Linked DNA regions of Homo sapiens: region 2 is linked to region 1. Evidence: chromatin loops called from intact Hi-C (ENCODE). Cell type or tissue: Calu3. All regions are shown on one strand. Links, peaks and the distances in the headings refer to the core of each region. The heading gives the core; the rest is flanking DNA.

What was found. Hi-C counts contacts between places; a loop is a spot of excess contacts. Peaks named below come from ENCODE experiments on the same cell type or tissue, not always from the same donor. Only the 100,000 strongest peaks of a DNase experiment are listed, where the experiment ranks them.
Region 2: it touches region 1 in a loop (2.6-fold over the local background); 2 of 110 quality-filtered maps call a loop at or near these places.

The regions. Positions count from the first base shown.
Region 1 is chr20:50,469,987-50,472,899 of GRCh38, forward strand. No RefSeq gene overlaps it. Among named protein-coding and RNA genes, the nearest start is that of PTPN1, 39 kb to the right of the region's middle. In Calu3, for the core only: no CTCF peak of the experiment used is centred there; DNase peaks (open chromatin) are centred at 655 and 1,345.
Region 2 is chr20:50,539,757-50,542,669 of GRCh38, forward strand. All of the region lies in intron 1 of PTPN1 (protein tyrosine phosphatase non-receptor type 1), which reads left to right. Among named protein-coding and RNA genes, the nearest start is that of PTPN1, 31 kb to the left of the region's middle. RefSeq lists enhancers at 779-1,978, 1,325-1,825, 1,826-2,326, 2,246-2,295. In Calu3, for the core only: no CTCF peak of the experiment used is centred there; DNase peaks (open chromatin) are centred at 1,325 and 1,885.

The sequences.
Region 1 (2,913 bases), core at 196-2,695:
AAAATGATGCAAACTTTCTGGAGGACAGTTTGTGCTATCTACCAAAGTATTAAATATGTACCCAGCAACATGGTAGCTCATCCAGGGCACAAGAATGATCATTACAGCTTACATTTATTCAACAAGTATTTATTGAGCACCTACTACAGTACTTTAGTCAGAATAAAATAGGCTATACTGCAGGGACAAAGCCAGCGTTGCAGTGACTTAATACAGCAAAGGTTCATTTCTTGCTTTTGCATTATGATACAAATTGAGTACTTTTCTCCATCTGGAACAGGCTGATGCAGGTGAATCCCAAAATCAGGGCTCAGCCTGGGAGGGTTCTTGGCTTCACTCAGGAAAGAATTCAAGAGTGAGCCAACAGTGAAAGAAAGCAAGTTTATTAGAGCAGCAGTGTGCAGCAGAGGGGCTGCTCCGTAGACAGAGCAGGGCTACTCCATAGGCAGAGCAGCCCAGAACAGCAGCAAAGACCACAGCCCAGAGCAGTAGTCCTTGCAGACCAGGGCTACCGATATTTATACCCACTCTTAATTATATGCTAATGAAGGGGCGGGTTATTCAGAATTTTCTAGAAAAGTGGCAGAGGGTTCCCAGAACTATATAAGGTAACTTCCAGGTCATTGCCATGGCATTTGCAGACTGTCCTGGTGCTGGTGGGAGTGTCTTTATGCTATGAGCAGTGAGGGCAACTAGAGGTCACTTTTGTCACCATCTGCTTGTTTCAGCGAGTTTCTTTACTGCATCCTGTTTTGATCAGCAGGGCTGTGATTTGTGCTTGGAAAATAAGTCCTACTGATCTCCTACCTCACCTTCTTTATCTGGAAAAGGAAGTCTTAGAGATGAACACTGTAGGCAAAGAGAGAGCTAGAAGGTAACATGGAATTTTTCAACGGCCAGACCTGAAAGTAGCTTCCATCACTTTTGCATATCCCATTGGGCATAAATGAGCCATGTACTTTCAACCTTACTGCAAGGAAGGCTGGGAAAGGTAGAGGAGCATGTAGATATTGAGTGAGGGGTGTCTTTGTGACATCTACTATGTTCAAAGACAGTGCTAGGAGCTGGGGCAGTCATGGGGGAGCAAGACCAACAAGGTTCCTGCCCTCATAGGTCCTCCCTTCTAATGAGGGAGATAGACAATAAACCTCTGCTCTAAACATGATCCCAGATATATGTCATTTTGCACTTGAGCAAGAATATCTGATGGATACATTTTCAGAATCTGTGGCTGCTGCGTCAAAGGGTATATATATTTGTCATTTCAACAGATATGGTCAAATTGTCCTCCATAGGACTGTGCCAATTTCCACCTCCACCATCAAGGTACAAAAGTGCTTTTTTTTGCCTGCAGGCTTGCCAACACAGTGTGTTATCAGACTTTTGGATTTTTGCCAATCTGATAGGCGAGAAATGATCTCTGTGTACTTTTAATTTGCATTTTTCTTATTATAAAGGAAGTTGAACATCCTTTCACATGTTTATGAGCTATTTGTATTTCCTTTTCTGTGTACTTGTGTGTACATATCCCTCATCCATTTTCCTCTGAGTCATTGATTGAGGATATTACTAAATGAAAAAGTGAAGGGACAGAACAGAATGCATAGTAGAATCATTTTTGTAAATGAAAAGTGAAACAATATGTTGGCATATACATATAAATATACTCGCATAGGCATAAAAATTTTCTAGAAGCAGCCAGGCGCGGTGGCTCACGCCTGTAATCCCAGCACTTTGGGAGGCCAAGGTGGGTGGATCACTTGAAGCCAGGAGTTCAAGACCAGCCTGGCCAACATGGTGAAACCCTGTTCCTACTAAAAATACAAAATTAGCTGGGCATGGTGGTGCGCACCTGTAATCCCAGCTACTCAGGAGGCTGAGTCAGGAGAATCACTTGAGCCCAGGAGGCGGAGGTTGCAGTGAGCTGAGATTGCGCCATTGCACTCCAGCCTGGGTAACAAGAGCAAAACTCCACCTCAAAAAAAAAAAAAAAAGAAGGTGTAAACAACTACAGATGTCCACCATGAACACCTCCTGTGTGCAAGGCACTGTGGAAGCTGCTGGGAATACAATGGTGAACAAGATGTGTGTGGTCCCTGCCCTCAAGGAGCTAACATCTTAGAGGGTGAGAGAAGAAGGGCAAATTAACAAATGTTTTAGGTCAGGCGCGGTAGCTCACACCTGTAATCCGAGCACTTTGGGAGGCCTAGGTGGGTGGATTGCTTGAGCCCAGGAGTTCGAGAATAGCCTGGCAAAATGGCAAAACCCCATCTCTACAAAAAATACAAAAATTGGCCAGGCATGGTGATGCATGCCTATAGTCCCAGGTACTGGGGAGGCTGAGGTGGGAGAATCACTTGAGCCCAAGAAGTTGAGGCTGCAGTGAGCCATGATCATGCCACTGCACTCCAGCCTGGGCATCAGAGCGAGATCCTGTCTCAAAAGAAAAGAAAAGACCAACAAATCAGTGGGAAAATGGTCAAAAAAAGATCAAAAAGAGGAAAAAGCAAATGGCTCTTAAGCATACCAAAAGATGCTCAGTTTTGGCCAGGCACAGTGGCTCACGCCAGCACTTTGGGAGGCCGAGGAGGGCGGATCACCCGAGGTTGGGAGTTCAAGACCAGCCTGACCAACATAGAGAAGCCCTGTCTCTACTAAAAATACAAAATTAGCCAGGTGTAGTGGTGCATGCTTGTAATCCCAGCTACTTGGGAGGCTGAGGCAGGAGAGTCGCTTGAACCCGGGAGGCGGAGGTTCCAGTGAGCCAAGGTCACACCATTGCACTCCTGCCTGGGCAACAAGAGTGAAACTCCGACTAAAAAAAAAAAAGCTCAATTGCATGTATAAAAAGAGAAATGAGATACCATTTCCTACCACCACCCCGCCCCCACCATTGCACTGGTTTAACCAAAG
Region 2 (2,913 bases), core at 132-2,631, 70 kb after region 1:
GAACAAAGGATTTTTTTAACCTTTTAATTCAAAGTCTCATCATTTATGCAACCATGTCTTGGTGTTGGCTGTTTTGGGTTGTTCTCCCTCAAAAATCCATGTGCTCTTTCAATATGTAGTTTTAAATCTTTTTTTTTTAATTTCAGGAAAATCTTGAATTAGAGTTTTCCGTTTTTCGTCTGGTACATTGCTTGGGTTTCCTTCTTCAGGAACTCAGCCTGTTATGTGTATGTTTGATCTTCTTTGCCTGTCGTCTGTTTCTTTCACTTCCTCTCACTTTTTTAAACTTCATTTATTAAAAAAAAATTTTTTTTTCGAGACAGAGTTTCGCTCTTGTTGCCCAGGCTGGAGTGCAATGGCGTGATCTCGGCTCACTGCAACCTCCGCCTCCCAGGTTCAAGTGATTCTCCTGCCTCAGTCTCCCAAGTAGCTGGGATTACAGGCATGCGCCACCACGCCCAGCTAATTTTTTGTATTTTTAGTAGAGACAGGGTTTCTCCATGTTGGTCAGGCTGGTCTTGAACTCCTGACCTCGTGATCTGCCCGCCTCAGCCTCCCAAAGTGCTGGGATTACAGGCGTGAGCCACTGTGCCCAGCCTTATTAAAAATTTTAAAAACATACATTTAAACTTAACAGAAAAATTATGAGAGAGAAGGGGGTGGTGCCAGGCTTTTTTAAACAACCAGCTCTTACATGAACTCATAGAGTGATAACTCATTACCATGAGGACGGCATCAAGCCGTTCATGAAGGATCTGGCCCCGTGACCCAGACACCTCCTACTAGGTCCATTTTTAACATTGGGGATCACATTTCAACGTGAGATTTGGAGGGGGCAAAACTACAAACCATGTCACTCAGGGATTGGAGGAGCAAGTACCACCTATACTTTGGACTCAGGTAGAAAGGCAAAATATCCAGGAAATAAGCTGCTACCGTCCAGGGTTCAGCAGAGGTGCCCATCAGCCTGCCAAGTACTCAAGAGTCCAGCCTCTAGGGAGCTAATCATCATGGTGAGCTCTTCGAGGCACAGGGAGCTGGGAAGACAGTGCTTGCCACCCCTGCCTGAATAGTGTTTGCACAGAGAGTTCTGTTGTGTCTTGATTGGGTCCTCCTGCCACTGGGAATGCTGTGGATTATACTAGGTCTCTATCTGGCTTGTTTCAGGGCTCCATGTGAAAACCTTCTTGATATCCTAGCCATCCACCTGCTCAGTCCCTAGTTTGCAAGGAGGCTGTGGGGAGCCTAGATTCTGTGTCAGATAGAATGTACTACATTCCGTCTCAGGAATGTACCACATCAGAAAACAGTGCGACCTGCAGGAGAAGTAGAGGTGAAGAGGCACATTCTTCCGAGAAATGTTTCTCTCAACACCCAGCATTCCCTGGATATCAGCAGGAAATTACTCACTGCTAGAAAATGCCCCATGAGCCTTCTGTTAAGGAGGTCAAGGGAGAGAACAGAGAAAGTTCTCAAAGTTGACTTGGTCACTGGTACTTTCTTATGCGGTTCTTATTTTGTTTGCCATCGTCATCATCATGCTATGTCTATTTTCTCAATCCAAATCCACTGCTTTCACCTTGGTTCTTTCTGACCGGTTTGGCACACTCATTCAGTAAATCCTTATGGAGAGCCCAATGTCTGCATAATTGTGCTGTGCTGATGACCAAGCTAGACCTACGAGTGTCGGCTCCTTTGAGATGTACGGGACAGCTCTTCTGTCATCTCTTCTGGGAAGCCTCTCCAGGCTTGGTGAACAGTGGCAAGATGTTTAACAGTTGTACATGTGTCCCATGTTCCTTTCTAAGAGCCTGGGCAAACCAGACCCGGTCGCAGGTCATCGTAGTATGGCGTGAGCTTCCTCTCTCCTTTCTGACCTTTTGTGTGATGGCAAGAACCTGCAGAGTGACACAAGCAGCAGGCTTCTGAGGTTGCTCTAGCCTCAGAATGGCCGTCCCTTCTCCACCCTGGCCCTCATTGCTGAGGTTTCCTTTGAAGCAACAGTGCCGGAACAGACTAGGGGAAGCAGCTTGGACATAGCTGTATGATTTATTACCACCCATTGAGGCCAACCAAAGTCGGCAAGGAGAGGTAGCAGGTCAGTGGTGCCTGGAAGCTTCCTCTTTCCTTTGCACCAGATGTGACTGCTCTGCAATTACTCCTAAATTTGCTACTCTCGTTTTTACTAGCCAACCTTGATGTTTTTCCCTTCTTCCTGTAGAATAGACTTCCCCTCTGATCAGTACTTTCTACTCAACACTATTTGTGGCCACAGTGGGAACTCATTGAGGACAGGGACCATGACATTACTACCTGACCCATCAACACTTGGCATAACTTGAAATGCAAGGACAAAAATTGGCTGCAAGTACAATGTGGTCTTCACTCTGAAGGTGATCCTTAAAACTTGGCTTTGGCATCATATTGCCTTAATATACCTAGGGGATTGGGTAAAACCAGTTACTTTAAAAGAGTTTTACAATTCTGGCCTTCTAGCTATCTTGTCTTCTTAAACAAGAGCACAAGATGAATGTATCTTAGTGAAATTTTATATGGTTTGCTTTGAGTAATCTTGCGAAGATTGATTTTTAGCACAGTAGGAAAGACACATTCTAATAGTGATTTTTTTCCCCGAGTTTATGTACTGCTGTTGCATGAAAATCTGACTAGATTTAATGTTCCTAAAGTTCTTTGTTCATCCTGATTTTTGCAGGTCCTAGGGAAAGCTTTGTTTTCCTCTTAACCTAACTTAGATGTTGTCATTTCATGAGCTTTGGAGGAAGAGTGTATAGCCAATTGTGTAATGTCTTTAAAGGATATTATCTCTGCAATAGTTGTTTATAAGGCCTAAGTTATTCATGTAATAATAGTGGCCCCGGATCTGTTTCTAGCAATAGGTATATGGATTTTGGT